2 separate regions of the Mus musculus genome follow, and region 2 is linked to region 1. The links are chromatin loops, found by intact Hi-C in ENCODE. Cell type or tissue: heart. All regions are shown on one strand. Links, peaks and the distances in the headings refer to the core of each region. The heading gives the core; the rest is flanking DNA.

Evidence for each region. A loop is a pair of places that touch in the nucleus more often than their neighbours do. Peaks named below come from ENCODE experiments on the same cell type or tissue, not always from the same donor. Only the 100,000 strongest peaks of a DNase experiment are listed, where the experiment ranks them.
Region 2: a loop joins it to region 1, with 5 times the contacts of the local background. A loop is called at or near these places in 26 of 42 quality-filtered maps.

Annotation. Positions count from the first base shown.
Region 1 is chr12:116,188,404-116,204,669 of GRCm38, reverse strand. Gm46330 (a long non-coding RNA gene) reads right to left here and starts at 7,891. Exons shown (of 2, transcript XR_001780538.2): 1 at 7,825-7,891; 2 at 7,226-7,556. In heart, for the core only: no CTCF peak of the experiment used is centred there; no DNase peak of the experiment used is centred there.
Region 2 is chr12:116,069,028-116,085,293 of GRCm38, reverse strand. It overlaps Vipr2 (vasoactive intestinal peptide receptor 2), which reads right to left and starts at 7,568. Exons shown (of 13, transcript NM_009511.2): 1 at 7,401-7,568; 2 at 5,162-5,261. The coding sequence starts at 7,448. Gm46383 (a long non-coding RNA gene) reads left to right here and starts at 7,063. Exons shown (of 3, transcript XR_001780734.2): 1 at 7,063-7,259; 2 at 7,790-7,923; 3 at 9,445-10,142. In heart, for the core only: no CTCF peak of the experiment used is centred there; a DNase peak (open chromatin) is centred at 7,593; H3K4me3 peaks cover 1,384 bases; H3K27ac peaks cover 996 bases; H3K27me3 peaks cover 4,337 bases.

The DNA of each region.
Region 1 (16,266 bases), core at 2,459-10,458:
ACTTCATTGAAATGGGCTCTCTTGGCCTCTAGTAATGGCCACCCTCTCTCCTGAGTGTTGGCAACACCTGTGCAGAATGAAGCCAAAGTGTGATTGCCCTGCCCACTGCAGCCTCTCACCACCAGTGACAGCAAAAAACCCAAATAGCATCCCATAACAGCTCAGGGAAACAAGTGGAAAACCAGGTCTGCTTCCTGTTGCAGCTTTTCCTGGCCAGCATGTGTATATCCCAGGGAGGTGGGATGCTCCTCTCGATTATGGAATAATCCAACCCAGTGATCATTTATCATCATTTATAACTTGACACTCCAAATTATAAATTTCTCAGAGGAATCCTGGGGACATGAAGGTTGGAAGAGCTGCATTAGTAGTACCATATATGGAAAATACATTTTCTTTCTTTGAATACTCTGTTTAGAACATTTGGGACAGTGAAGGACAGAAGATAACCATAGTAGCCTGCAGTTTGTATATCAGAAAATCTCCCACTAGCTGGGAGTATACAGCATTCTTAGTGTTTTAGTTTGAGGGAAGGGCAAAGCCAAGCATGAGGTGGATTCGACATGGGAGTGTTTTGCCATGTTTGATCCTTAATGTGATCTTGGCTGGATAGAGAGTCATCTAGGAAATGGAGGAACACCTCCGGCTATGTTTATGAGTATAGTTCAGAAAAGATTTCACCGCGGAGAAGACCCACTCTGGAATATGGGCCACATTATTTCTAGGGCTGAGGCCCTAGAACCAGATGAGGGCAGCATTGCCCTCTCTCTGCTTCCTGGCCCTCCGTGATGTGAACTGCTCTACCACACCACACCACAGTACTACACCACACACACAGACACACAACACAAACACACATGAACACGCACAAGCACACACACAGACACACACACACACACACACACGCCACTACCACCGCAATGGATTGAGCCCCCTCAAGCGATGAAAGAATAAAGTTCTCCTCTCCTTAAGCTGTTCCTCCCCTGGTTTCTGTGTAGTATTGGTCATTGCTAATAAAACAAATGAACATAAATATCCTGTGAGGATGCTGGAGTAGCATGGCATGACACCGTGAGGAGAGGGTTCAGCTGCTGGAAGAAAGGCTGGGATCCCTGAGGAGCCTGATGCAACTCAATGCTATGGGTGGGAGGGAAGGAATAAGAATAAAAGGGCTTTCCAGAATTATTGCTGTATTTTAGTTTCCCTTTTTTTTTTGCCTTGAGTACATTGAGTGAGTGTTTATAGTGATTCCACTTGGTGTGTCATGTTGATGTATCAGTTACAGCTCTTAGTGGTTTCCTGGGGTTTATAGCATCACATTTCTCTTGCTTAAGTCATTACCCTTCCTCCTGGCAGTCATGCCTTTCCTCCTCCTGAGCTTTAGGGTTAGCATTAGGGTAGGCTGGGGTTAGGGCTAGGGAGAGGGGTCTTGTCAGGTCTGGGACTTGCGGGTTCACGGCGTAGGTTTGTGAGATCTTTGCCTTTCAACGTTCTGCTTAGCACCGTGGTGAGCCCTGCCTCACAGAACAAGACTTGTGCGAAACACAGGCCTGTTGGTGGGGCTGAGGGTGTCCGAGATGTGCAGTTTCTAGGTCCCTGCCCTTTCCAGAATCTGTTCTCCCCACTCCACCAACTGCAAGGTGTCCTGAGGAGACGGAGTGAAGGTCCTGGTAGAGTTCTTCCTCTCCCAGCAGCTCCTGTTGTCACCAGCTTCTGATTACTGAAGGTATCTGTCCCGGTTCTCAGCGAGCTTATCCTGAGGAAACCTGACCGATAGCTCCACACCAAGTGGTTCTTTATCCCCTCACAACCGAGAAGACAAAAGTGCATTTGTAAAAGCATCATGCAGTACGGCATGCCAGGCACAAGGGGGCAGCAGCAGCCACCTGAGCTCTGGCCAGCCTACTTGTCCACACTTTATGCCTGAATGCTTGATTCCAAACACAAGAAGCAGTAGGCTTAAACACTCTCACAGTAATACAACCCTTCTATTTATATCCAAGGAGAGGATTCTCCACGTTGATCAAACAGGGGAAACATTTTATTTTTTTTAAAAGATTTTCTTTATATGCATCAAAGCCAAATAGCTGAAATGCCTGCCTACCTCATAGCATAACCTTCTTTCCAGGGAGACTGTGTTAGTGCTGGGTATCTGAGGGCAGCTTAGGTTCACTGAGTCACAGAGAGCACCCACTGGACAAAGAGACGCACCACAAGTGGTCATGAGCCAAATGGGGCTTTAAGAAAGCCTCCAGCTAAATCCATTTTTGTGGTCCTGATGTGAGGCTTAGTCACACACACACACACACACACACACACACACACACACACACACGATAACACTAAGCAGTCCTGGTTACAGTGTGGTTTCACCCATCGCTGACCCACCATTGCCTCAGCCCCTGTATCTCCTGCAAGTGGTGGTCAGAACTTTGTGAAATCTCTTTCTGGGAGGCAAGGTCCTCCTCTGGCTGGCATCAGGCTTCATTCTTTTCCATTTCCCAGCATGAGATGCCAGTTAGAGGATCATTGTCCCAGTGGTCTTGACAGCTAAAGGAGGAGCACAAGTGGGTCTTCAGTCCTTACTCATCCACAAATGGGACATCTGTGTTACACCTCCTCCCCAAGGCTCAGGAAACATCACAGAAGGGGGGCAGAAAGACTGTAAGAGCCAGAGCTTGGAGAGGACGTGGTGAGACACTATCTTCTGGACATGACAAGACCACTGCACTCATGAACATCCAGAGGCTCTGGTCACCTCCACGAGACCCTCACAATAGCAAGCCATACAATATTTAGAGAGACCCACAAGCCCCTACTATCTGAACTACTCACAGCTGGTGGCTGCTAGGGGAAGGACTGTCAGTTTTCTTTAAGAATATGGTACCTGGTAGGTTCATCATATACCAGTGGATGGCCCCATACTCCTGTCTGTATGAATGGCGCCAATTAGATGCTTCTGTGAGGACATGAAAACTGCCCGCAAGTACTCAACACATTTCTCACCCTCAGAACTGAGAAATAAATCTCTTTTTACAACTAAAACTATTTTTGCATTTATTTATGTATATGGTGCGTATGAGTGTACCCAAATATGTGCAAGTGTGTGTGCCCTAGCATGTGTATGAAAGGCAGAAGACAGTTAAGAGAATCAATTTTCTATCGAATGGCCATCAAACTTGCATGTGGGTAGCAAATGCCTTTACTCACTGAGTCATCTTGCTGGCCCCATTTTTCTTTTTCTTTTTTGTTTTGTTTCTTTTGGTTTTTGGTTTTTGGTTTTTTGGGGTTTTTTTTGTTTTTTTTTTTTTTTGTTTTGTTTTTTGGCAACAGTTTTTGTTTACATTCTCAAGCTGTGTCCTTACAATACAGCGCTGCTGTGCAGGTCAGGAAAATGTCTCTACTGAAGGACCAGGAGGAAGCCAAAGGACTTTGCAGGGTCCTTACCCGCCTCTCATCTCCCTCTGATGTGAAGGATGCACACCATAACCACCAGCTCAGCATAACCAGCAGCCAGCTGGGCACACATAGATGGTCATTTGGGGATAATGGCTAATGAAGCTGGCATGCATATGAAAAGTGGGGCTAGCTATTGAACTGGACATCAGGAAGGTGTCCTGGGCATTGACAGCAGTAGCTCAAGAGCAGCTTGCTGTTGCTGCCGAGAGATGTGGAGAATACATACTCTGCTCTTGGAGGCTACCCTGAGAGTCTAGGCCTTTTCTCTTCAGCTCTTTCTAAAAGTGCACCCACACCCAGACCCTGTGGGAAAACTTGAGGGAGACCATGAGCAAGTTCAAGGTCAGTATAGCAAACAATCTGTTTAGAAGGCTTCCCACACTTGACAAGTGTCACCAGGGACCAAGCCTTTTCTGACCACACATGTATTTTCACTGTTACATATATGATTAGAATTTGGTTTTTAACCCCAGGCTATAAAATAAAGTACTGGTGCTATATTGGGCAGTGGTGGCACATACTTTTAATACCAGCACTTATAGAGGCAGATCTCTAAGTTCAAGGCCAATCTGGTCTACAGAGTGAGTTCCCAGACAGCCAGGGTTACACAGAGAAACCACAGCTCAACAAAAACAAAACAAAAGTACTGATGTTATCTTTTAAGATGCCGCGGCAGGGTCACCTGCAGTGCTTCATCAGTTCTTATAGCTACGACTGGCTTCTGTTTTCAAAGTGTCATAGTGGTTCGAAGTTGTAGCCAGGGCAAAGAGCTGCAGGCTCTGTTTTTAATCTGTCTGTGTGTGTCTGTCCTCTAATACCATCTAACTACTACCATCTGTTAATCATCATAGTGATCACCATGTAGCCTTTTATTTGTCTGCATATCTATTTACCTATCATAGTAGTAACTGCTTGTCATGTCAATGACCTATATCATACGTCTATCATTTAGTTATATGTCTGTTAATGTGTCATATATATCTATTCTTACCTACTTGAGCTTCAGAAAGTGGGGTAGCTCATGGCAGGGTAACCTCAGCCTTAGCCTGGTTCAGCATGTGAGCAGCCTGTATTCAGGGTGTGTTTCTAAAGTGTGAAAAGGTCCTGCTTTTTTGATCACAGTTCTGCTTTGGTAAGATTTTTTTTTTTAAGTGTTTGACTTGACTTTCTAAATGTCTTTTTTTTTTTTTTTTACTGAACTGAATTACTTGGACACAATTTAGTTTCTATATGTAACCACTTGAAATTTTCTATTAAGAAATTTTTTTTTGTTGCATTTAACAGACATTTGAGGAAAAATGACAAAACAGCACAAAATAATTACGTTGTGACACTAGGATGTTATGCTACTGCAACACCCAGCCTGGGACACAGCCTTGAGACTGGCCACAAGGTGGGACTTTTAGGCCTCTGGAACCCCCTCTGTGGAACAGCATGGGCAGCATTTTCAACAGGCAGGAAAGATGGAATGTAGTGCCCCTGTGACAGTTTCCTTCGTCCAGTCAGGATTTACCCATCTTTCTGCCTGGACTGCGTGGTATTGTCTGGTTCCATTCCATTTAAATCTCATCAGTTGTCTGCTCATCTCCCTTTCCCATCAGCTTTTGCATTCTTTGTGAGTAGAAGTCATTTAATTGCTACCCCGCCTAACCACTGTGTACATTTAAGTCCCATTTGTGGACTGTTTTCATAAGGCAATCAGTTATGTTTCAAAAGCTATCCATTCACCGCCATGCCATCTAGAAAACAGAATTATACAGGATCTCTGCCTCTAAGCATAGCACTTCCCCAAGTTTTGAGGTCCTGCAAATTGAAAGTTGGAAATGTACCTTTGGAATCTTTATCTTGATCACATTCAAATTCACGATGTTCTTGGAAGAATGATGTGTCAGTGGTTGCTTAAGTGCACTATGTCTCGTCCCTGGACGTTATTTTCAGGGAGGGAGCGTTGACACACTGTGCTATAATGGCTGTCAAATGCCTCAGGAAAATCACCTGTCTGCATTTCCAGGGCACTGATGACCTAGAAAGACCAGGGTCACTGCTGTCCACTCATGGCGCCCATGGTGTCAGATGTATGTGTATGAGGCAGAGCCTGTGGATGGTAAAATGTATTGAGTAGAGCATTCATAAAAAAGTCCAGATGTTTCTTCCGGGCCTTTTTATAACTCATTCCAGTTGCCACAGGGACAGCTGGTGTCAACAGGAAAGCACAGACAGGAGAGCAGCAGCCGGTGGCACTGAAACTGGGTCAAATGAGGTCCAGGTGGGCTTGTTCCTCGCCCGTGCTACCCACGGATGAGCATCACTTCTATCTGTTGCTTTTAGTGATCAGGGCCTGGTCTACACCTGGGAAACAAGACTCTCAGAACCACTGAGACATGCAGAAGACTTTCACAGAACCAGTCAAATCTCTGTCCTAACATTATTTTTGATATTTTGAAGAAACCCCCATAGTTTTCGATGCTGGATATGTGAATGCACACGGCTTTCAGCTTATATTCTGCTTCCTTTCTCACTGCCTTCGTGCTTTTGATAGAGGTCATCCTAACTGGATTGGAGTGACATCTCCTTGTGGTTTTGATTTCATTTCCCTGATGACTAGTGAAGTTTTTTTTTTTAATTGTTTGTTTAAAGTTTTTTTTATTATTGTTTGTTTGTTTTTAAATGTATCTGTTTCTTTTTGAGAAATGTTTAAGTCTATTGCCTGGCTTTAATAGGGTCATCACTAACTATCACCTTTATACTGCTGTTGTGTGAGTCTCATATATATGCTTGAAGTTATTCCTTGATGGGTGATGAGTTTACAACAGTTTCTTCCCACTCTCTAGGATGCCTCTTCACTCTGTTGATTGTTTCTTTTGCAGTAAAGAAGCTTTTGTGGCTTGATGTAATCCTGTGTCTATTTTTGCTGGTTTCCCGGGCTCTTATCCAGAAAATCTGTGCCCACTCCGTCGACCTGAACCATTTCCCCAGTGTCCCTTCCTGGTAGCTTCATAGTTTCGGATCTTACATTTCAGTCTTTTAATCCACATAACTTGACTTTTCTGAGATGCCTTAAATTTTTTCCCACGGGGATGTGGGTGGGGTTTTAAAATCGCTAGCACAGGGCTTGTAAATCCTGAGCCTTATTCTGAAGAAGCAGTTTCCACCTTTATAATGCCAAGTGTTGGTGCCCTTTGAGGAGGATTCTCCTTCCTGCCAGCAGGGTCTTCCTCAGCAGCCTTTGAACCAGGAGCACATTCCGGCCCTTATCCCTCTAGCTCCCATCTCAGGACTTCCAAGGCTTTGAGTCCAGGCCCTGAGCCCATTGCCTTCAGTGATTCTAGCACTACTGAATCCCTCAGGGTCCTCCTTCGTCAGGTGAGATGTGGGACATACACTTGGGGCAATGAGTAACACTTGCTGTGCCTGACCTTGCCTGGTTCAGTCCTCAGGAAAGGCTTCACTGAACTGATTTGAACTGACACACCTCTGCTTATCTGAACTACTTTCTCATGGTAATTAGACTAAGCATTTCTTTTCAATGCATTATCTAAAACTATAAAATAATAAAAATGCTCACATTCTTACTTGAATGAAAGTATAAACCCTTACACATTAAAATCAGGTCGCTACATTATTCTTTTAAGTTACGGTTATTTTTTAAATTGTAAGCATAATAGTAGCACAATGGAGATAAGTGGATAATTTCTTACCCTGCCAATAATATAGAAAATTTTAAATTCAAAAATGAGAAGAAAAGTACAGTATTGACACCCAAGGATAAGTGTGCTTCATATTATTACATTTTAGTCTCTTTTAAATGTATAAACATACATACATCTATAAAAATAAAATCAGTATAGCATATCTGTGTAGGAAATCTGTTGATGCAGGGTTGTTCAGTTTGCTATTGTTAAGACAGTCTAGTCTTCTTGGTGACACTGCTCCTCTTTCTTACTTGGTCTGAAGAGAGCTCCGCCCACACCTGCATCATATTTTCTGAAAGGCGTCTCCTTCCTCACAGGACACTGGGTGTTCTGAGCTGCAGTTGCCAAGGTCTTCATTCTAAAGGGATGGTACATGATGGACTGGCTGATACTTGAGGGGTGATCCTTGAAGACAGGACAAGAACAGAGAATTAGTCTTGTTTAGAGTATACATTTTTGAAACAGTGGTTTAGACTGTCTTCTTTTTAATTTTCATAGGAAAGAGATCATTACATAATACCAGGGACCTCATTGCTTAGAACCCGATGAAGCACTTTTCCTTAAACTCCCTGGCACAATGGTCTAGACCATGTCCCAGATACTCGGTCTTTCTTGAAGCAGTGGACCTTCCAGTGTCTCTTCAGAAGAAATGAGTTCATGTGGGTCTACTTACCCTGTCTTAGCCTCACTGTCCAGCCTGGCTAGTGCTTCAGGTCATACCCACATCCAGTTGAGTTAGTCAGCTCTGACATCATAGGCTGTTCACTGGCTGCTTGCAAGAATAAGCATTGTACTCTCAGCTGTGGGATAATATCCATTTCTTCCTCTGCCCTGTCTGCTAAACATTTTTCTTGAATCTGCTATGAGCAGGTGCTGAGCTGAGAGTTGGGGAACCAAAGACGGGTAAGAAATTGTCCTGGCCTCTTGGTGTGGGTGGGTAAGCCAACTCTAGCATAAATCAGAAGACCTGCCTGCAGAACTATTTTGTTTGACCTTTGCAATGTTTTATAAACGTTTGAATAGTTTCCATGGGACACAGCCTTGAGTTCCCCACAGGTCTCCCATACCCTCCCCAGTTCCCCCTGGAGCCGATGACCTATGAAGTCCGCTGTGATTGCAGTCTAAACACTATCCCCTGAGACGCCACCAGCAGAGGGCTGGCTCTGTGGAGGTTGAAGGTTAGACATGGAAATAAACATGCTTGGTAGGTCCTAAGTCTGGTGTCGCCTAGGGGACTTGGAGGCTTCAGCAGGCATGGTGAGCGTTGTGCCCAAAGCTTCTTGGGAATGTTTCGGTAAAATTGGAATAGACCACACTCACACTTAGCTTGTCAAATTTGGTCTCTGCCATGGGATTCTCAAATGATTCTATGTCAATGGTTCTTGATGGTTGGTGAGACTTTGTATATACAGTGTCTGCTTTCCCACTCTTTCTTTCTTTCTTTCTTTCTTTCTTTCTTTCTTTCTTTCTTTCTTTCTTTCTTTCTTTCTTTCTTTCTTTCTTTCTCTCTCTCTCTCTCTCTCTCTTTCTTTCTTTCTTCCTTTCTTCCTTCCTTTCTTTCTTTCTTTCTTTCTTTCTTTCTTTCTTTCTTTCTTTCTTTCTTTCTTTCTTTCTTCTCTGTCTCTGTCTCTCTCTGTCTCTCTGTCTCTCTCTCTGTCTCTCTGTCTCTCTCTCTGTCTGTCTCTCTCTCTCTCTCTCTCTCTCTCTCTCTCTCTCTCTCTCTCTCTCTCTTTTCCAAGACAAGGTTTCTCTGTATAGCCTGGAACTCACTTTGTAGACCAGGCTGGCCTAGAACTCAGAAATCCGCCTTCCTCTGCCTCCCAAGTGCTGGGATTAAAGGCGTGTGCCAGTACCACCTGGCTTTCCCACTGTTTCAAGAAGTATTAGCATGTCCTACATTCTGAGATAAATACTGGACATATGCAACTTTATTTGTTGTTTTATTCTCATGTATTAGGAATATAGAACTTTCATTTATTGAAGATTAACAAAATCTTCCAAGTAATCCCTAAACAAAGCATGAAAATCAGAAACAGCTACAGCGGCTGTTCTCAACCCCTTTGGGGGTCAAATGACCCTTTTGCAGGGGTCACACATCTTCTATTAGCACCTTGCCCTGTACTGTCAGAAGTGAAGGTTGCAGTTTTTTCCCCTCCATTTCCCCAAACCTAATATCCACAGCCAACCCAGACTAGGGCTCAGCATTCCTTTCAGAAAGATCTAGTCCTGTCCTTGGAGGGATTGTGAGTTCTTGTTTCCAGGAACATTCTTCTTTTGTCTCAGTGCCTTCTGGAGTTTGTAAAGAGCAGCAGAGCAAGCATCAGCAACACCCAGAGCCACTGGTGTAGCTCCTTACAAGTTTCTGTAGTTCCTAGGGAATGAAGTCTCTTGGATAGCCATTCACTCTCAGCTGTTCAGTGGCAAAGAGATGCTCCTCACATTAACTTGCCATACATCCCTTTCATCCTAAAAAAAAAATGTGAATTTTTGGGGGGAGAAATTGAGAAAGATCTGGTTTCTGTAGTTGTACTGTGTACCTTAGAGAGTCACTTGCATAAAAGAAACCTTTTAATTTTAGTGCTTCAGGATGCTTTCAGACTGTTCAACAACAATACTTTCCTGTGTGGCAGGCCAAATGTAGAGGACTCAAGCTGTGCTCAGCAGAAGGCCTATCCCAAGCTTGCTTTGTCCCATCTGCCTGTTAGTGAATACCACACCTCTGAATGATTTCTGTGTGCTGATCCCAAGATGTACCTTGATTCCAGAAATGTCAAAACATCAGAACCAGGGCAGAGAAGCAGCCAAGGTGCTATATTACTTCATGCTGTCTTATCTGGAGTCTTGGATCTCAGCTGACTCAGTGCAGAGTGTTGTTGTTTCTGATATTCTGCTGATTCCTGGTTTGAATTCTTTTCTGTGCATCCCTGTCTGCTGGCTTTGGAGCACTGGGCCTGGAGTGTGGCATATCTCTTGCCATCCAGGGGTCTGTTTCTGGTGTGTGCTATGTTCTGCTTTCGTCTGCATCTAAACTTCACACTCTAGATCGCTCAAGTGCTTGGAGTTTTTTTAATACACCGAACTCTCCAACTGTGTAGGAATTAAGTGGGAGAGGCTCCTACCTCCTCAGAATTTTGTGTAAACATTCATGAACAAAATTCCTGAAAATGCTTTCAGAATTCATCTTGCCAACAAGGGCAGGCTCATTCCCTTCGTTCTTGCAATCAGCATATGTGGTGAGAACTTGTGCAGGGAGGCCACTAGCATATGTCTGGTTTGTGCAACGTGACATATAGCTCTCCTGTCTCCCAGCAGTGAACTGTCAAGGACAAAGCAAGCCCAGGAGCATGCACAAGCCCTGCAGCCTGCTCACCACATAAGACGGAGAGCATTGAATGCCGATGAAAACAACTAGGGCGTGAAGTTTCTTTGTCTTTTCTCCTGGCCTCAGAATGGCAACAACTACTTTCCAGTGATGTATGGAACCCCACAAGGCCCCTGCTGTATCTTTACACTGTTGTAAGAAGTGGCCTTTTCCTCCTCGTTATAAAGAAAACAGATGTTGACTCATGAGCCCCCTAGCCACTCATCTTAGGTAGGGTTATGATTGCTGTGATGAAACACCACGATCAAAAGCAAGTTGGGGAAGAAAGGCTTCATCTCACTCACAGTTCCATGTATCAACTCCTCAAAGGCAGTGAGGGCAGGAACTCATGCAGGGCACCTGGAGGCAGGGGCTGATGCGGAAGCCATGAAGGGGTGATGCTTACTGGCTTGCTCTCCATGGCTTATCCTGACTGCTCTCATATAGAACCGAGGACCACCAGTGAAGGGATCGATAGCACCAACAATGGTCTGGCCCTCCCCCATTGATCACTAAGTAAGAAAATTTCTTACAGCTGGATCTTATGGAGGCATTTCCTTAATTAAGGTTCTCTCCCTTCAGATAGCTCTAGCCTTTGAGAGGTTGACATAAAACTAGCCAGGACTCCACTGCTGGGCACAATAAGCTCACTGTTCCTCTCAGACTTCCCTACTCCCATCTAAATAAGTGAAAAGACAAACAAACCCATTACTTGTCCTTAGCTCATGGAGTTTTTGCTAGCAGGCTCTTTTCTGAATGGAATGTCTGTGCTCAGTGCTGAGAATGGCTGGGCTTTCAGTAAAGCCAGTGCCCACTGCCCCTCAGAAGTGGATGAGCTGAGCTGGGTCCCTGGGAACATACCCAGGTGAGGTGATTCCATAGATAATTGTTCTTGCCATTGTCTTAATAATTCTGGAGACAGCAGCAAATTTTAGATCTACTCTTGCAGACATCATTATTATGAACTCCTGAGCAAAAGACTCTAGAAGGAAAAGAAAAGAAAACAGAGGAGAAAAAGACATGGTGAAAGTCTGATGGGTAGATTTTTAATTTTTGTTATATTTTTATCATTTAAAACAAAATTTAAATTTACATACATTTTGATAGTATTCATCCCTTCTGCAAAGTCCTTCCAGGTCCTTTCCCCTAACTTTTTTTTTTTTCCTCAAAGAAGAAGCAAAAACCTAATATAAAAACACCCACTCCCAAAATCAATTAAAAAAAAAACAAACCTCCACCAAAACAAAACAAAACAGAAAAACAAAAAACAAAGCACCAAACTGAACCAAATAAAAGCACACAAAAGAACTGTGGAATCAGTTTTTTGTTGTAAAGCTACTCCTGAACACAAGGCCTGTACTGGTGTGGTTGATATACCCAGCGTCACTCCATTGGAGACAACTGATTTCCCTCTTCCAGGTAGAAATGACAGTACAATTGTTAAACCTTTATTATTGTATCCTGGTTTTAATTTATTCATTCACTGACTCATTCATTCATTTATTCACTCATTCATTTTTAAACACAACAAAATAAAATATAATAAGATAAAACAAAAGGCATCATCCTGAGTGAGGTAACCCAATCACAAAGGAACTCACACAATATGTATTCACTGATAAGTGGATATTAGCCCAAAACCTAGGATACCCAAGATATAAGATACAATTTGCTAAATGCATGAAACTCAAGAAGAATGAAGACCAAAGTGTGGACACTTTGCCCCTTCTTAGAATTGGGAACAAAACACCCATGGAAGGAGTTACAGAGACAAAGTTTGGAGCCGTGATGAAAGGATGGACCATCTAGAGACTGCCATATCTGGGGATCCACTCCATAATCAGCTTCCAAACGCTGACACCATTGCATACACTAGCAAGATTTTGCTGAAAGGACCCAGATATAGCTGCCTCTTGTGAGACTATGCCGGGGCCTAGCAAACACAGAAGTGGATGCTCACAGTTAGCATTGGATGGACCACAGGGCCCCCAATGGAGGAGCTAGAGAAAGTACCCAAGGAGCTAAAGGGATCTGCAACCCTATAGGTGGAACAACGTTATGAACTAACCAGTAACCCCCTGGAGCTCGTGTCTCTAGCTGCATATGAATCAGAAAATGGCCTAGTCGGCCATCAGTGGAAAGAGAGGCCTATTAGTCATGCAAACTTTATATGCCTCAGTACAGGGGAACGACAGGGCCAAGAAGTGGGAGTGGGTGGGTGGGGGAGTGGATGGGGGAGCGTGTGGGGGACTTTTGGGATAGCATTGGAAATGTAAATGAAATAAATACCCAATTAAAAAAAGGGGAAAAAAAAGAAAAAAAAATAATCGCCTTGGTATTGGACAGGAAAACCAACAGAAAGAAAAGAGACCGAGAGAAGGTGCAAGAATCAGAGACTCACTTGTTTGCACACTCAGGAATCTCATGAAAACCCTAAACTGAAAGCCATAATATGTACACTGAGGACCTGGCATAGAACCATGAAGACCCTGTGCATGCTGCCTTAGTCTCTGTGAGATCATAAGAGCTTTTTTTATTTAAAGGGCCCTGTTTTCTTGGTATCCTACATCCCCTCTGGTACAGCCTTTCTATCTTCTCTTCATCAGAGAGTTCCCTGAGCCCTGAAGGGAGGGATTTGATGGAGACATCCCATTAAGGGCTGTGTGTTCTGTGGTCTCTTGCTCTCTGCATATTGTATGGCTGTAGGTCTCTGTATTTTTTTCTTATCTACTATCAGAGGAGGCTTCTCTGATCATGGCAGAGCAAGACACTGATCTATGAATATCACAGTGTCATTAGGAGTCATTTTATCACTACAATTTTTTGCTTTTATCTTCTTTTAGGCTAGTATTATTTGGTTTTATCTTAGATCCATGGGCTATGTAGTCTCAGGTTCTTGGTCACTTGAACAATGTCAGGTATGGGTTCCACCTCATGGAATGGGCCTTAAATCAAATTAGTTATTAATTGGTTGTTCCCACAAGCTTTGTGCCACCATTGCCCTAGCATATCTTGTAGGCAGTACACTAATGTTGATAAAGATTTTGTGGCTGGATTGGTGTTTAAGTTTCTCTCTCAGTTGCATAGAGCACCTTCCTGTACTGAAGACACTAGAGCATAGGGGTGGAGGCTGTATGTAGGCACCAGCAACACATCTCCATGTTCAATGAGTTGTGTAGGTGTTGTCTTCAGCTGTCAGTTTGTGGAACAAGGTATGACCTTGGCAACAATGTGAATTGTTTGGGACTTCCCATGAGGTCTCTTTGACAAACAACTCAATTAGATGTAACCCAGTCCTGGTACTGGAAGCTTCACTGGGTGACAAGAGATGGCAATTAGGACTATGTCTTCCCATTATTTGGGGATTTCATTTAGATTGTCATCAAATATGTATATGTTTTAGAAAGTTTCTACTTTATTGGGTTTCTATAACCACTCCTCAAATGCCCCTTAGTAGGCAGTGGTGGTACACGCCTTTAATCCCAGCACTTGGGAGGCAGAGGCAAGCAGATTTCTGAGTTCAAGGCCAGCCTGGTTTAGAGTGAGTTCCAGGACAGCCAGGCTTCACAGAGAAACCCTGTCTCAAAAACAAACAAATGCCCCTTAGTTTTTGCTGTGTCTCACCATATTCCCTCCCACACTCCATTTCCCCTCAGTCAATGCTTGATCTTCACGTTCCAGCAACCCCCACACCCACATAATTATCTATTCCATTCCCCTTTCCTATTTCTTCTAGTGTGCCTTTCTCAGCACCCATCCTCTGGGATTTTCTAGACTTAGTTACATTAACTTAATAGCTAATATCCTCGTGTAAGTGGATATATACCATACTTTTATTTCTAGGCCTGGAATACCTCACCCAGGACACTGATTTTCTAGTTCCATCCATTTGCCTGCAAATTTTATAATGTTATTTTTTTAAATGACCGGGCAATACTTCATTGTGTAAATGTATGGCACTTTCTTCATCCATTGTTCCACTGGGAGACATTTAGGTTGTTTCAAATTTCTGGCTACAATTAATCAGGCATCACTGAACACAGCTGAGCAAGTATCATTGTGGTAGGATGGAGTGACCTTTGGGTATATGCCCAAGAGTGGTATAGCTGGATCTTGAGGTAGAGTCATTCTCATCTTCCTGAGGAATCACCACATTGATTTCTACAGTGGCTACACAAGTTTGCATTCCCATCAGCAATGGATGAAAATCCTCACCAGAATGAGACATCACTTTGTTCTTGCACGCTTTCTCACGACCGGCCAGGAAGAACACAACAAACCAGAATCTTCTGCGGCAAAACTTTTATTGCTTACATCTTCAGGGGCAAGCGTGCAAGCCCCAAGCCCCCAAAACGAAAACGAAACCCCGTCCCTATTTAGGAGAGTTATCCTTCGCCTAGGACGTATCACTCCCTGATTGGCTGCAGCCCATGGCCGAGTTGTTGCCACGGGGAAGGCAGAGTACATGGGGTGGAGAAATACCCTTGGCACATGCGCAGATTATTTGTTTACCACTTAGAACACAGCTGTCAGCGCCATCTTGTGACTGCGAATGTGGGCGCGGCTCCCAACACTTTGTTATTTATTGCAGCCATTCTGATAGGTGTTAAGATAAAATCTCAAAGTAGCTTTGATTTGCATTTCACTGTTGGCTAAGGATGTTGACATTTCTTTAAGTACTTCTCAGCCATTTGAGTTTTTTCTATTGAGAATTCTCTGTTTAGATTTATACCCCAATTTTTAACTTTTTAAAAAATTTCTTCATATCTAGTTTCTTGAATTTTCTTTTATGTATTTTGGATATTAGTTCTCTATTGAACGTGAAATTGGTAAAAATATTTTCTGTTCAATAGGCTGCCTCTTTGTCCAAACGACAGTCACCTTTTCCGAGCTTCTCAGTTTCATGAGGTTCCATTAATTGTTGATATTAGTGCCTATGCTAATGGTATTTTGTTCAGAAAGTCTTCTCTTGTGCCAATGAGTTCAAGGTTATTCCTCACTTACTCCTCTATCAGGTTCAGTGTATCTGGTTCTATTTTGCGGTCTTTGATCTACTTGGAGTTGAGTTTTGTGAAGGCGATAAGTATGGATTAATTTGGATTCTTCTATATGCAGCTACTTGGTTTGACCAGCACCTTTTGTTAAAGATAATATTTCTTTCAGTGTGTATTTCTGACCTCCATGTCAAAAAATCAGGTGTCCATAGATGTGTGTATTTGTGTTTGAATCTTCAGTTCAATTCCACTGATCAACGTGTCTGTTTTTGTACCAATACCATGGTGTTTTTATTACAATAGTTTGTAATACAATTGGAGGATGGTGATACATTTAGCAATTCTTTAATTATTAAGGATTGTTCTAGCTATCTTGGTTTTTTTGTGTGTTCATATGAAGCTGAAACTGTTCTTTCAAGGTCAGGGAAGAACTGTGATGAAATTTTGATGGGGATTGCATTCAGTCTGTAGATTACTTTCAGTAGGGTGGTCATTTTACTCTGTTACTCCTACAGATCCATGTGCGTATGAGATCTTTCCGTCTCCTCATATTGCCTTCAATTTATTTCTTCAAAGACTTGAAATTTTTATTACACGTGTCTTTTATTTGCTTGGCTAGAGATAACAAAAGATATTTTACAGTACTTGAGGCTACTGTGAAAGGTGTTGTTTCAGTGATTTCAGACTGTTTTCATTGGCATATATAGGAGGGCTACTGAATTTTGTGAGTTAATTTTGTATCCAGCTACCTTGTTGAAAT
Region 2 (16,266 bases), core at 3,940-11,939, 120 kb after region 1:
GGCTTTGGGGAGTTGCTGTCCCCCACCACTTTCCACAAGAAACATTTTCATTTCTCTTCAGAATGCTATTGGCTTGTTGTGTTTCTTTATTTCCAAGGATGCCCTGACCTCCCTAAAGCATAGCGCATACCGAGACACTGCCCTCCAAGGCCCTCAGTGTATCTCCACCCTCGGGGCTACACATATCCACTCTGCTCTCTTTCCTCATCTGTGCTGATGTCCCTAGCCTGCCACTGCCACAACCCCCTCTTACTTCCTACATCTGAGATCAGCCTGGCACACGTCTCTCATGCCATTACCAAAGTCCCAGGTGGAAGTCCCCTCTCCCCTTCCTTGTAAATCCCAGGACATTTTTGGCGCAACCATGTGTGCGTGTATATGTTCACAGAGTGCTTACAGATTACAGATTAACCTCCTGGGGGGGGTGTCCACAAAGTACCACACAGCTTCATGGCATGTGTTTCACTCTGATCCATAACTTGTGGCCTACTGTCATACTCAAGTCTTCTCAGGGCAGCTCAGGGAAGGTTAGGCAACACCTCATTCCATACTTAAGCAACCCAGACTCTGGGGTTATCTGTACCACCTCGTGTGGTGTCTGTCCAGCGAGTTGTCTCATCTAGAAAAGCCACAGCTGCTCCCAGAAGCCTTAACTTATGTCCAGAAAAGATGGAAAGAGGTTTATGTCAAGGTTATAATGTGGAAATCAACACAGAGAAGCAGCCAGATCTAGACCTCAGAGAGACGAACACAGGGTGCTGCCTAGAGCCTCATAAGCCAGCACAGGTCCAAAGAAAGAAAACACTCATTTCAACAGGCAGGTGGAACTTGCAATCTGTGGCTCAGCATTTAAGTGGCACTCCTGCCTCTGAGCAGACACAGAAGAATGAGGCAATGTCCTTCTAGAAAATTCTGCTCTGTTTCTAACAAGCAATAGATACAGAGCCAGCAGGTGTAGACCTAGAAAGCCCTCCTGTCTGGACTCAATGTCCTTACCCTGAGGTCTTGGGCTTCTGGAAGCAAGTCCAGGACCCCTTACTCTTACCAAACAGAGAAAGCCTCAGGTAGCACAGGAGTGCGCATCTTCCTTTGTACTGAACACCCCGCAGTGCCTACTCACTGTGTCAGGCCTGTGCCAGGCACATGACACTGTTTCTGGACCCCAGCACCTGCTGGGAGTACACAGCACGGCTTTCCTCTTGCTTTAAGATTTCTCCTCAGGGTCCAGTCGTCACTGACCAAGAGGGACTGCATCATGCAGACCTTGCTACTTACATGGTCATGAGAAACTGACTTAATTTCATGATTAGTTACTTGAAGTCACTATATGGTGAGTTATTTTATTCCTTAGAACATCGTTTCTAATAGGGACGTATTGTCACTCATCTGAAAGTTCAATAGCTGAAAGGAACCAAAAGAACGTGCTAGATATTACGTAAACTCAAAGGAGAGTGTAGAGATGACACAGTCTAGTCTCCAAACGAAAGGAGAGAGGGGAGATCAAGACACAGAACAAACACATGGATGGTTTTCAAGGGCACTGTGCACCAGCACTGTCAGCCTCACAGGGCAAGGCAGGAGAGGCATGGACACACTTCTTACTGCAGTACTTTTTTTTCTGTGTTCATAGTCACTAATTTCTAACACTAATTTTGGATGTAAAAATGTTCATTCCTTCTGTAAAAGCCAGTTGAAATATTTTTAAAGGCATGGTGTAAGATTTGTGAGATGTAACAGGAACCAAACATGTTCTCTTTGTCTCTCTCAAGAACAACAGGGTAGAAGGATTAGTGGCCATGTGCTGTGGTCACTGGTGACCACACACCATTCCTGGATAATAAAAAGAAGCTGTTTCAGTCTGCTAAATGCTCTCCAGTGTGGGCTTCGGAGCCCCTCTTCTAAGAAGACTCTAACTGTTCGCATCTGCTTCTCTTCTGAGGATGTCACATGCAAACAGCCTTGGGCAACAGAGGCCGTGTTTGTGTTCCTCTGGGCGGTCTGGCAACTAAGGCACCCCACACACTCCCGGATCCTTAACTTGCTGTCAGGATCCTAACAAGCTGCTGTGGATGCTGTGGATTTACTAGGGTGGGGCTGTGACCCAGATACATGGGCCTTGGATCTGAGAGTCTTCAAAGTAGTAAACCATGGTGAGTGCGAAGCTCCTGCTCTACGCCGTGTGAGAAGCAGGGAAGTCTGTCTGTCTCTGGCCCAACATTTCCCATCTTCTGCTGTTACCACGAACCTGTGGCTGGCTACTCTCAGTCCAGCTCGTCAGCAGGGAATAACAAGGCCCTCACAGTCCCTCCAAGGAGTCCAATGCTCTGTTTAAAACAAACCAACGGCCACTGCTCAGCACCTTTTTTTACCTGGTTCTAAGTAGATTGTAGTAAAACACATCCTTTGGCAAACACCACCTACTTTTTCAGGGAGGGGGTCATCAAAGCACACCAGTCTAACTTTTGTGCTGCCAATTCCTGGAGTAGCCATAGATGCCATAAGAAAGCCACAGGAAAGTTCCTATACTGACTTCCCTGAGAATATTCCTCCACCCTCAACCATCTGTGACGTTAGGCTCCTCATCCTCATATTGTCAAGATTAAGTTTGTCTTAGCAGTGAATCAAAATTCAACTACAGGACTCCAAATACCTCCACAGCTTTCTGAGTCCTTTTTAGAACTGGTTTTGTATGGATTTACTACATCTTTTTGTTTTGTTTTGTTTTGTTTTGTTTTGTTTTCTTGATACATCATAAAACAAAGTGGAAGAGTTCCATATTAGGATTGTGGAAGTTATTTTGTCAACATCAAAGCTACTTTATTTCTAATTTCTGAGGTTCTTCTAGACCAATTACACACTGCCACCGATTATGAAAGTAGCGCTCACAGATGTTAGGAGCTCAGCAATGTCACTTGTGACTTCATGAGGATATGTCCTGTGGCCTTGTCCTACCAGAAGTGCTCTCTCAGCTCTGGCTCTGCACAGCCTCTGGCTCTCAATGCCTGCAGCATCTTCATCCTGGTAACCTACTGCTATTTATACTCTTGGCATTGGAACTCTGCATATTTCAGAGAGGACTAGGGTCACAGGCTATCTCTTCTGAGAGCTGCACAGTGGCTGGCTGATGGTCAGCTCTGCTCTCCTGAGGGTGGCTAGCTAATGACCAAGAAGTTCTTGCAAAACAGAAAGGTGGATGAATCAGATATACATATACTTTTCTCGTAAGCTAACACTGAAAATAAGAGCCCACAACATGAAACGTCCAAGTAGGCATCCGTTCTTGCAAGAAAAAGCAATGAGGTTTGTCTGTATGACAAACAAGGGTGAAGTCCCACAGACTTGATCCACCTGGCCATGCCAGACAAGCACTAAGGAAATCTGAGCAGTTTTCATAGACTCTACCTAGGATGTCCATGCAGGTTGTCCCCTGGGAACCCAGGAAGCTTGTCACAGGAGGTCATCTTTGAGAGGGCCACTCATCAGGAGACCATTAGCAGCTCTAGCCATCACTGGCCACAGTGGTCTGCCAAGCTCCCATTTTAATTTCATTTTTTAAAAAAATACTTATTTCAATTTTACATGTATGAATGCTTGCCTGGAAGCATACACACATATTACGTGTATGCAGAAGCCTATGGAGTTGAAGAGGGCACTGGGTTTCTAGGAACTGTAGTTATAAATGTGATGCCATGGGTGTTGGGAACCCAGCAAGTGCTCATGGCTACTAAGTCATCTCACCAGCCTCATGTCTAAGTTCCTTTCCTCTTCCTCCTCCTCTTCTTCATCTTGTTATTGTTATAATCATTATTGTTGTTGTTGTTTGGTGTGTGTGTGCGCACGCGTGCGCCTTTGCCACAGGAATGCTTTTCTGAACTCTGAGGTTTTTACTGAACAGAGCCAGCCTCGGTGACCACAGTGCTGACCCATAGCTCTCATTTGTTGCCAACTGAAGTCAGTTTTTTAGTGCTAGCCCTTCATTGGAGCAGTGAGACTGACTGATTATATTTGTGTCGACAGACTGTGAGGTCAACTAGACAATTTAGGGAATGTAGCTCCAGAACCACATGTGTGCTGTAAAATCACAGGTCATTAAAGGAAGCTTTGAGCTGAAGCCTTCATTTTCAGAGGAGGAAACAGGGGTCTTAGACAGGTAGAAAAAAAGGTGCCTATTTAGAGCCCTTTCGCCTAGTGTGGGAGCCACTGACTAATCTGTGGTACTGGAAGCTTGAAAAGTATCGCAAAAGGTGAGGTGCTAATAACATTCTTTAAAAATGTACTATGTTATAAGACTTAACAGAAAGAAAGAACATAGAAACAATGATTTCTTGTTGTTTATAAGTCAAAATGATTAGGCCAATAATTTAAGTTAATATAAAATACATTATTAAGACTAATCTCACTTTTAAAAAAAATTGTTTTAATGTGGCTCCTAGAAATTTCGCATTAGTGATGTAGCTGTAACTCTTTTGTTAGGTAATAGGTTCAGAGTGGAGTGTTGGACTTGAGTCTTGCTAACAAACACCAGACTATGGACTTTAATTTCTTTCTTGAAAAAGGTGTACACATGACTGTTGAGCAGAAAGATCCCAGACAAAAGGTTGTGCTGTTGATACCTAGGCTGATACTCAGGGGCCTTTGGGTCTGTGACCATGACGGAGGCACAAATCAAAGGCCTAGTGACTCAGAAAACTTTCAGTTCCACTCAGAAGACAAACTCAACAAACTCACAGTATTACAATAATTATGTCTTCAGAAACCTGAAGTCCCATTTTCCTGTTTGCTTCTGATAAGTTTCTATTATTCTTAGATGGACCAACTTCAAGGATAGCTAATATTTTAGAGCCAAGAATTCAGACATGTGCTATTATTCCCTGGGAACTAGAGTCACCTTTTCAGAGCATTCCAGAGCCATAACATTATGTTAGGAACAGTTACCTCAGCAAGCCATGGAAACTGTTGGTGTAAAGCATTGAGGTTTTCTTTTAAAAGGTTTGCTGAAATCCCCACTGTCACAAGGCTACATTAGTTTTGCTTGTGGCCCACCAGAACAGTAGCAAGTGGTTCTAATTTTTTTTAAGGTGTAGGTGACCTCCAACCCCTCAAGGGGCTGAGAAGTATAGACAGCTAGGATCCCACTCCCAGACTTAATCCCCAAACCTACCTCTCTGATTCTCCGTTTGGCTGCTTAGCAGCTCTGCACATTTTGTCTCTTCTTCTTGTATTTCTAGATGAAAGCGACATTCTGGATGGATGCTGCTCACCTGTTCAAGTGAAAGAAATAGAAGTAACTAAAAATGACACAAGAGAGGGTTAAGCAAAAATCTACAGGAAGATCCAACGCTTCACCTTTCTAAATTTCTTTGAAGCTGAAATTCATTTCAAATCAGCTATTTCATTTTCCTGATGTGGTTATTTAAAAAAAAAGAAGAAAAACTTTACTATTTTGTGAAACAAACATAAAATCCAATAGAATACTTTTTCTGAGCAGGAGAGTAAACTGACATTGTATGTTGTTATTACTAACTTAAGAGCAATGGGCTGTTAGAAATGTTCATCTCTCAGAATTGAAGAGCTCCCATTTCATAGTCTATGGTTTGCTTAAGTAAAGCAAGTTAACTCTTAGTGGCTGTGGGTGTGCACAGACACTCTGTGTACCTGGGGATCCTCTCTGTGGTCACCCTAGAGTCAGAATAGGTTAAGTGAACTTTCATACGCTTCAGGGCACATTCAAAACTTAACCCTACTCGTACTGGTAACATTGTTATCATTGAGCAGCTTGGTGTGAAACACTTTTTTAAGAATGAGAGGGATTGGATGGAAGAGGCAGCGCTGAGAGAAACAGATCTGATCCAAGGAGCCATGGAAGGTTTCTGCAAAGCTTTCACGGAGTCCTTAGGCACTGAAGCTGAGCGCCAGCCAGAGAGTATAGAGAGCATCTGAGCTCGCAGTCCAGGAAGGCAGCATTTTCTGATCGCTGTTCTTATAAAGACCCAGTGTCCTTCCTCCCAGGCTGGGCTCCTTGTGGAGCACTCACTCTCATTACTTGTCTGTCTGTCTGTCTGCTTCAGTTTCTCCCTGTCTTAACAAAAATTTGCTTTTACAAGACAGTAATGCAAAGGAATCCTGCTCAGTTAGGTATGGCTATCTCTGTGTTTAGTTATCCTACTGTTGATCTAGGCCAGCTAGCATCCCAACGAGGAATACAATTTCCCAATAGAATCAAAGGACAAAACTCAATGTTGAATTTTTCTGCTACATTCACTTCATTTAAAATCACTTGAGGTACCTTGGATTTACCAGCTCATTGCTACACAACCACTAAAATGCAGAGATTCGGAGGTCAAGCAATAGCAACTCACTGATCTGAATTTCAGAACTGATGAGATGATAAATTAAGGTGCTAAAAGCCTGGTATTGCTGACATTCCTGGAACATGGGGAACGATGAAATGTTGGGATGTCTGAAAGGTTAAAGTGATTGGAGTCCCGAGGATTCTCGAGCATCCTTGGGAAGCTTCCCTCAGCTGCCCGTGGGGGCAGAGAAGATATGCTCCAGAAAACTGAAATTTCATCAACAATGACGGATGGATTTCCTTAAACATCCCCTCCCCTCTTGCTGCACACACTAAGCTTAGTTGGCTCCCTCAGCCGGAGGCCTAGATATGTGTGGAAACCTTAAGCTCCACAGGGATACAGTTCTCAGAGCAGAGAAGCAAATGCAAGAAATAAGGCTCAAGCCCTTCTTTTTCTTTCTTAAGAAAGGTTTTCAAATAAAGGGTAGAGTTCCGGAGAACTACATAAAACCAATGCAACCCATGTAACAAACTTCGGTTCAGGGGTTCTTTTGGCTCTCTTAAGAAGAAGAAGAAGAAGAAGAAGAAGAAGAAGAAGAAGAAGAAGAAGAAGAAGAAGAAGAAGAAATAAAAAAGAGAGTATTTCCAAAAGGAAACTTTCTTAGCCACAGCACTTTCCTTCTGTCACATACTAAACAAACACTCAGACCAGGAGATGGAAAGAGAAATATTTAACCACAGAGTAACAGCAGTTTCTATCGGAAGCAAAGTCAGAGCAGGTGGCCCGGGCAGCGGCCACTCTTCTCGCTGGGTGCTAGGGGTGTTCCCAACTCCAGGAGCACTGCCAGACCAGGACCCAGGTCGTCCCAGGGGCGGGGGTCGAGGAGAACTTCAACCCCACTTCTGGCGAACCCGCAACGGCGGTGGGAATAGGAAAATTCCCCTGAGTCCAGCAGCCCAGGGTTTGGTAAGGCTCAGTAGGAAGCATTCTGCTCTGGATTGTCTCCCCTGGCCCCACGCTCCGCCCGCTCGTGCTGGGACTCGGAGGTGAGCCCCGCGGTCCACTGCAGGATGCGCCTCTTCGGGAAGTGGGCGCGGGTTCACTCACCCGCACCAGCAACCAGCAGTAGCAGGTCAGCACCACCGACGCCCTCATCTTGGGCTCAGCGTGCTGCCTCGGTCCTTGGCGCCTCAGCAGCACGGTCCCCTGCTCCGGGCCTCCCAGCGCGGATTTCCTCAGTCTCGCGCCTATCGCCCTCTCCGCCTTCCAGGCTGCAAGTCCCGGCCCCGCCCCTCGGCCCAGTCCCCGCCTCGCGCCCCTTTCTCCTTTTTGCGGAGTCTCTCTCTGGCACTCCGGTCCACCAGATCTCTGTCCAAACGTCCCTCCTTCCACCCCTACTTCCCTCTGAAGTGCAAGACCCTGGGCCTCACCCCGACCCCCTCCTGGCCTGGGTACTTCCCTTGTCAGCCCTGCTCTCTCGCGCTCCTTCCTCCCAGGCTCCCTCTGCTAACCGAGCTGTACTGCCTCCCTCCTCTGCGACCCCACTGTGGGCTGCCGTGTTCAAGCCTTTGGAGAGCTGGTGGCTCAAGTAAGCAGATGCTCACCCACAGAGGGCATTGCCCAATTCCAGGTAAGGGAACTTGAGCGCTGAGGTAGCATCTGGCACCAACTCCCTGTGCAAATGCGAAGCCTGTGTGCAGCACAAGGAAAAAGTGCAGAAAGTGGCTGGACGACCATGGTTAGGTCTGCACTGGTGTGAGCAGAGAGAAAAGAGAAAGCTCTTGCATGGCTCCCCTTGAGAGCCTAAGGCCAAGTTGAACAGAAAGCAGAGACTTCATCAACGCAAAAGTGGGTCTGCTCATCGGCACCCCAAACCCTCAGGTGACACGTGTGTGGCTCATTGTACACTAGGCTTGTGGAGACACTGCCACTGTTCAGCTATGGTTTGGCTGTCTGTCGACAGACCAGTCTAGGGAAGAGCAGAAAGCTACCAGCAGACAATAGTACTCCATTAAGTAAAGCAGGCAAGTTTTAAACTTCTTATTCAGATATAATTTCAAGCCCAAAGTCAGAAGTCTGAAATAGTACAAAATGTATCCTTCACACTTTGGGGTGTCTATCTGCCCATTATTTTTCTCCCCACTGAGTTCATCATGTGCTCCATGACATCAGAGCCCCGTGTACCCTTGGACCTAGGTTTCTATCTGTTTTCTGTCACCCTTCCACTATCTGTGCATCTGCCTGTGTTTGTCCATCAGGGGATTTTATGGAGGAGAAGGTCTGGGCACTAGGTCTGCAGCTTGGGGCCAGGAAGCTTGGGCTCTGGCTTTGTCCACAACCCCTGTCCGCTGTTTCAGCCAGTGAACCTGATCCACCTGCACATTTGTAAATCACAACATCGACCCCTGCCATTGCTCCATCCCAGAGGGTTACAATTAGAATTAGGAGAGCTGATACACCTGAATTGTTGTGAGGGATGCATTCTAAAGTCACGTCCGGATGTTATTGGTCAAAACTGGGTGAGACGCCAGGGTTCCAACCACAGCAATGGCATATATGATGAGATGAAGTGATAGTCCTGACAAGGATGAGATACAGGCACGGGGAGACAAGAGGGACTTGTTTTCCTGGGGGTATCCTGGAGGAGCGAAGGTCCTAAAAAGACTGGTCATGTCTTTCAAGGTCTCTCCATTCTTCTGAATTGGGGTAAGGAGAGAGAGAGAGAGAGAGAGAGAGAGAGAGAGAGAGAGAGAGAGAGAGAGAGACTCTTGTGCCTATGGTGACTGCTTGGTTCTGATGGGACTTCACATTGTTCACAGCCTGGATATGAACCTGAGTTCAGCCTTGTGTTGTGCCCTCCAGCATCCTCCAGACCTGCTCTTAGCCCCGTTTCATCTCTACCTACTGATGTCTGGCCTTCCTATCCCTTCCCCACTGACATCCTCTTGGGCAGTTTCCTGGCACCTTCCACTTGAGTGGCTGCTCTGGTTTCCAGACTCTAGGGTTTCAGTCCTCACTATCACGGAGGCTTCTCATACCCAAAGCAGCAGCAGCAGCAGCAGCATTTGGGGCAGAGTTCTTCACAAGCCATTTTAGCTAACCCTCTGTTCTCTTAGGATGTGGTCACAGAGTCCCTTTGCTTTTTTGCCAGTGAAGTTTTGGGTCAGCAATGACGGCCAAACAGCTAGCACCTTCCACATGGAGTGGGTCCAGTGATGAAGCTTATCAGAGACATTAGAAGCCTGTATGAGCACATAAGAAGAGGATCCTCAGGAGCTGACAAGACAATACCCAGTAACATCCGCTGACTCCCCCTCAGAAGTGCTGCTGCCTTCGTATCTACAAGAGCCTGGTGTTCAACATAAAATCTTCAACAACAACAAAGAATGAAAGCGATTGTTTCATCTCTGTTTGTCTTACTTTTACAAAACGACAGTTCTTTCCCAGCACTTCCTTCTGACACCGCCCTGTAATAAGGGGAGCAATTTCAGGGGAGTACATAAACTGAATCTATTTGCTGTGCCTGGAGGGGGTGGTTATGAGAGACACTCGACCCATTAGGGGCTACAGCTGCGGTTGTCTCCAAGGCTTCTGCACCTCTCATGTGCACAGAAGGAAGACAACACGCAACTGATTTGTAAAGGGCAAATCTCCTTTGCAAAAACGCATCAGATGATGGGTTGGTGGCTCCTCCTGACTCCTGCTAATACCCTGCAAAGCAAACTAAATGTAAGATTTATATGCATTTCATATTGTTATGAGTCTTTAAAGTGAAAATGAGTTTTACCTAATATCCTGTCAAAGCTGGGGAAAACAACCTTGTAATTTATTTTATTATACAAATCTGAAAGGCCAGCCTTTGTGTCTTTTTTTTTTTTTTACAGAGGTAGTCAGTGAATGGAGCAGGTTTTCATGGGTGTCTCACCTCACTATCAGGTCTGACCCACCCATACCACAGGCTCAGTTTTTCTAGAAGGTGAGCAGCTCATAGTACCTGTAAAAATATATATATATGTATATATTTTTAAATTTAACTTTCCTTATAATTTGTTTTTATATTGAGCTTAATGGTAATCTAGTAATACATGTGTGTTGAGCACAAACGCCTTTCCAGACTCTGAGCCTAATCTTCCCTGCATGGTCAAGGTTCTCCAGGACATCAGAACCAAGAAGAGAGGAAAGAAGATTTTCTAGGGCTCTGTCTTACCTGAGTATGGCGGCTGAGAAGCCCCACAACAAGCTGTCTACAAGCTGCAGAAGCAGGAAAGCTGGTATCATGGCTCCATCTGGGTCTGAAGGCCTTGGATCCAATGAAGCAGCTGATGCAATTCTTAGCCCAGGCAAAAGCTCAAGAGCTTCTGGCTTCCAGAGTTGAGATTCTCAACCTGGAGTTCTGAGGCCCAAGTCAGGGGACCCTGGATTCTCAATACAATCAATAGAGAGGAAGACAGCTTGAACTCCAAGAATCAGGGAAAGGTAGGTGGGGGTGGAGACGGGCCATGGCTGAATTACTCCACAGCTACCTTCTTTAGCCAGATCTGAGCTCATGAACTCTGGTTCAGGTTCGACTCAGTTGTGTGTTATCAGTACTGAAAAGAATGGATTTGCTCTTCAGATTTTGCAGTTGAGGCACAAGTTATGCAGAATAAATAGCCCAGTACTTAGTGCTAAGTTTTTCCTACACACAGGCCAGAGAAGGGATGCTCTATATGAAGATTCAGGGAATCTCAGAATCCAGGAGCTCCTTCTCTGTCTTCGAGCCTTCAGATGGACCCCTTCCACACACGCTGTGGGCTGTTTTGTGATTGTTGTGCTGTATTCGTTTTCTAAGGTGGTCTTATGTAGCTTGATTGGCCTCAGACTCTGTTCTGCATTAGCTAGGACTGACCATGGATTTTTTTTTATCTTCATCTCCTCAGCAGTGGGATTATGAATGTGTGCCACTATGCCTAGCCATAAGACTCTGAGTTACACCTGAGAAGCACTGCACCTGAGCAGATCGAGAAACCAGCCCGCCCCAGTGAAGCCAGCAGAGGACTATGGTGTCTCTGTCTCTGCCATTTGACATGTGCTGGTGTGCACAGAGCTCTTGCACGGTTTCAGGTTCACAGGCCACCACGACTTTGCAAACTCACTGAGAGCTTGTGACCTACCTTTATCTCCCTGTCGCTGAGCTGTCTGAGTAGAGCTTGGGTGTGGTGTTTGTGGCCCTAGTGTTGACTAGTCTCATTGTCTTTGCTCCTGGCCTGTTCCTAGACAATCATTCAGAAAGCGAGAATGTCCTACAGACCACTCAATCGAAAGCAAGCGTTTATGCAGCACTCCAACTGTTCTGGGTGCTGTGTTTGGCCATGCAAAGAGAGCCCAGGCTTGTTATTACGGGAGTGTGCTGTCTGCTGAGGAGATCAGTATCCACACAGAAGTCACAGGGCAAGCAAACATGCTTTCTTGTGGTTTTGCCCTAATAAGTTAAACTTATTGGCTGAACAGTTAGATGGACAGATAGCAAGTAAAAATAACATTGTGCTTTTAATACAAACCTTCTGAGTGGAGGTTACAGCTGAGTATTCCATTTGATGCTCTGTAAGTGAAGAACTGGGAGGGTGGCTAGCCTATGGTGCTGCCCACATTTTTGCTGAGAATTCCCCTTTACTCTACCAGAGGACCCCTGGCTGATTGTTTTGACCGGTCTCCCTCCCCACAGGAGTCACATTCTGCAGTGTTTGTCTCCACACAGTGGAGTTTCTTTTGGGGTAAGCATGGTTAAGGAAGAGTAAGAGAAAACCAGAAGAGGGAGCTAAAAAAGCAAAACTCAGAATCCACAATCCAATTACTTTTCTTCTTCCTCCTCCTCCTCCTCCTCCTCCTCCTCCTCCTCCTCTTCCTCCTCTCCCTCCCCCTTCCTTCCTCCCCCTCCCCTCCTTTCCTCCTCCCCTCCTTCTCTTCCCCTCCCCTTCCTCTACCTCCCTTCCCTCCTCCCCTTCCCCTTCCTGCACCTTCCTTCCCTCCTCCCCTCCCTGTCCTTCCCCTCCTTCCCCTCTTCCTCCCCTTCCTTCTCCTCCTCCTCCCCCTTTCCCCTCCTCCTCCTCTTCTCCTACGCTATCTATAGGTGTCAAGGAGTTTATCAGAAAGACAATTTGTTTCGACATTTAAGAGAAAGTGTGCATGATAGCCATTGATCTATCTGAGTTTGTCTGATTTTATCATGCATTTCTTTTTTTTTAAAAGATTTATTTATTATTATTCATTAGTACACTGTAGCTGTCTTCAGATGCACCAGAAGAGGGCGTCAGATCTCATTACAGATGGTTGTGAGCCACCGTGTGGTTGCTGGGATTTGAACTCGGGACCTTCGGAAGAGCAGTCAGTGCTCTTAACCGCTGAGCCATCTCGCCAGCCCCCTTATCATGCATTTCTCATCCAGGGCTTATGGGTGACTTTACAATGGCCTCAGGATCCTCATAGTTTCATCAAGTTTAGAGCCCATGGGTACCATGAGACATCTGAGTGTCCCTAAGCATGAACAAAGTGCTTCTTGAAGAGTGCTTGGGGAGCTGTGACAGCAGCAGTGGACTCCTGCTTTTTCCAAAGGATGCATCTTGTTTTTCTGGTGTAAATGCCCTTCTGATGCTGAGGATTCTTTAAGTGGCTCCCCCAACAAGCCAAGTGAGCAGATAGCCTTTGCCACAGTGTAGCGATCATCTCCTGCTGGTTGATGTTTTCTTCTTCAAAGAATATTGATTTGAATTTGGAATAGTGAGTTTGAAGATGCTAAGTTCCCTCTCTTAGCATCTCCAGGACAGATGAGAACACCAGGGCTAGTGGGGGTGGCCCTGAGAGCCACAGATATTGCCCACTCTGTTTTTCTATTGGGAGAAAAAGATCTTGTTTTAGTCATGATTTATTTAATTACAAAAGTGTGTGAAACATCAAAGGTGTGTGAATTAGTTTGGAGCAAACCTTCAATTTCAGGATATAATCAGAGTTCAGTAAGTGAAATTAAAAAGCTCTGAGGCCAACGTTGCCTTAGTTTTGTTGTCTTATTCTCTTTGAATAAGAAAATATTCAGGGCTGGGAGCCAATGGGAGCGCTTGTCTGGAGTTCATGATGCCTTTGGTTCCTTCTTTGATGCTGCAAGACAGGAGAGGAAATAATACCTTCATTTTCTTACATTTCTTGTCATGAAGTGCTCCTTTAAAAGTAATGTTTTAATTAAATTCTTAATGAAATGAAATGAAATGAAATGTAAAAATGGAGTCTTGTGAGCCGGCAGCCGGGACAGACTGGAACATGAGGTGAGAGGGAGGTTTTGGGATGCTGTGCAGGATGTGAGCCTCACTCATTTTCCTTTTTAGCGGAGAAGAACTTACTGAGAATCGATGGGGTTGGAGTGGACGCACTGGACTCCACTCCAGGTGCGTCACCCCAACCCCAACCCCAACCTCTGGTTCTGGCAAACAATACCTCTCATTCCCAGCCACATTGTTCCTAGCTTAAAATGTATGGGTAGATGCCTCGTGCCCCAGTCCAGGAAGTGCCGCAAACACTCATGTTCCCACCCCTGGATCGAAGGTACTCATGCTGGACTCCCTGTGCAGTAGCACTCTTGTGTACCTGGGTAGCGCCTATAAATATGAATGTTCTTGTGCACCATATATTCACAATCAGGACTGTGTAGCTGTGCCCTGCCCTTTACCTATGCAGCTGCCTCTATGCAATGCCCTGCGGTGGTGTGTGAAATCTTTCCATCTGGGCTCTCTCCTGGGTGCTTCCTGAGGCTATAGTGTTCTGGCCAGGGGAGCACTGCCCCTCAGTGGACAATGTCTGCCTCGCACTATCTTCTGATTGGGCAGGGGATTCCCAGTGTAGAGGTGAAACAAGAGGCCTTGAAGAGTGGGCCATGGGGAGGGGCACCAAAGGTACTGCCTGCCTGACAACAGGGCTAAAGGAACATTTGAGCTGAGAGGCCAGGACCTGTGTGAGCAATATTGTTAGAACCCGTCTTCCTCCCAGCAACAGAACAGCATGATATGTGTGAAACCAGGCACGAGGGACAGGGGTTTGAGCTGTCTCTTGTAAATTCCAGGCAACGTTTCCTGGGAAAGATGCCCACCAAATGTGAAAGAGGGCAATGCAGAGACTCAGCTTCATTGAAAGTTAGCTCTATATCTTGGAGCTATAACATCCTAGAGAAGATGCTCCACTCTCCCCCTATCCCCCAGAGACAGTGCTACACCAAGAACAGTAATCACACACGTCAGTGATCATTCACAGATTCTAAGTAGCTGTGATAGTCTTAAACATAGCAGATCAAAATAGTTGAGACTGACACATACCCTAATAAGTCAAGTTCTCAGGATAGGGAAGCTGTCATTCATCTATGACTATTTGGACACATGTGTATGTAGGTGATGTGATACATGCTTTTGTGTGTATGGTAATGTGTGCATGAATACATATATGTGTAGCTAGTATGGTGATATGTCTGAATGTAGTGGGGCATGTGTATATTTGTGCAGTTGATGTGTGTGTGTAGTATGGTGTGTGTGCAGTTGGTGTGGTGCATATGTATCTGCATATGTGTCTGTGACTTATGTTATATGTAGCTGGCATGGTGGGTGTGTTTGTGTGGCTGGTGTAGAATGTATGTATGTGTTTGCAGCTGGTGTGATATATGTGTCTGTGTGTGACATGCTATGTGTATAAACATGTAGCTGGTATCATGTGTCTGGTGAGATGCATGTATTATATATTCATGTATATATGCTGTGGTATGTGTAGCTGGCAGCTTTTTTATGTGTGTGTGTGTATGCATGTGCTATGATGTGTGTGTTTTGTGGTATGCCTCTGTGTGTTGTGGTAACTGGCAGCTTTTGTGTGTGTAGCTATGCATGTGCTGTGATGTGTGTGTTGTGATGTATATGTTTGTATGCTGTGTTGTGCCTGTGTGTGTTGTGATAAGTGTAGCTGGCAGCTTGTATGTGTGTATTTATGCATGTGCTGTGATGTATGTGTTGTGGTGTGTGTCTGTATGCTGTGGTGTATGTGTGTATGTTGTGATATGTGTGTCTATATGCTGTGGTGTGTGTATTGTGGTGGTGTGTCTGTATGTTGTGGTGTGCCTGTGTGTTGTGGTGTATATGTTTGTATGTATGTGCTGTGCTGTGTATGTTGTGGTTGTGTAGTGGAGTTGCATGTGTCTACTCACCTCATGGTCACTATTTCTCAGCACTTTCAAGCCTGCCATCTTTGTGTCAGAGAAAAATAACTTCACAAGGGAGCAGATGGCATGCAGGGAAGCCTGGTCTCTTTGCAAGAATGTCATTGCCCCCAGGACTTTAGGGATTTTCAGACATTTGCATGGGTTCAAGGACAGTAAACACTACATAACTGAAAGTCAATAAAATATTGCTTAGCTCACTAAACAGACCAGGGGAAGCAAGATGTTAAATGCCATCCCTCTCTCCCTCTTCCTTTTCCTCTTCTTTCTTCTTTCTCCTTCCCCCATCCTTCCTCTTCTTCCCTTTTCCCTTTCACCCCTCCTGTTTTTTTCTTCTGCCGCTAAGTCAAGCTTCTTTTAGGATGACCTGCTGCACAGCTGTCATCTCAAATTAGTGTTTAAAAATAAAATGAAATTAAAATAATTACTTGGGTACTTCAGACAAAATATACTCTTGCATATTGTGTATATTTTGTGCATGTCATATGTGTGTTCTAGTATATGAGTGTAGACATATATGTGGAGGTCACAGAACAACTTCAGGTGTCTATCACCTTGTTTGAAACAGAGTCCCTTGTTAGCTGCTGCATGCCCCGGGCTAATTGTGAAAACTATCCACATGTCTATTGACAGATGAGTGGATAAATAAATGGTATAAATACACATGGGAATACTAACCAGAATTTTAGAAGTAGGAAATACTGTCATTTGTCACAATATGATAGATCCAGAGGATTTATGCTAAGGGGAATA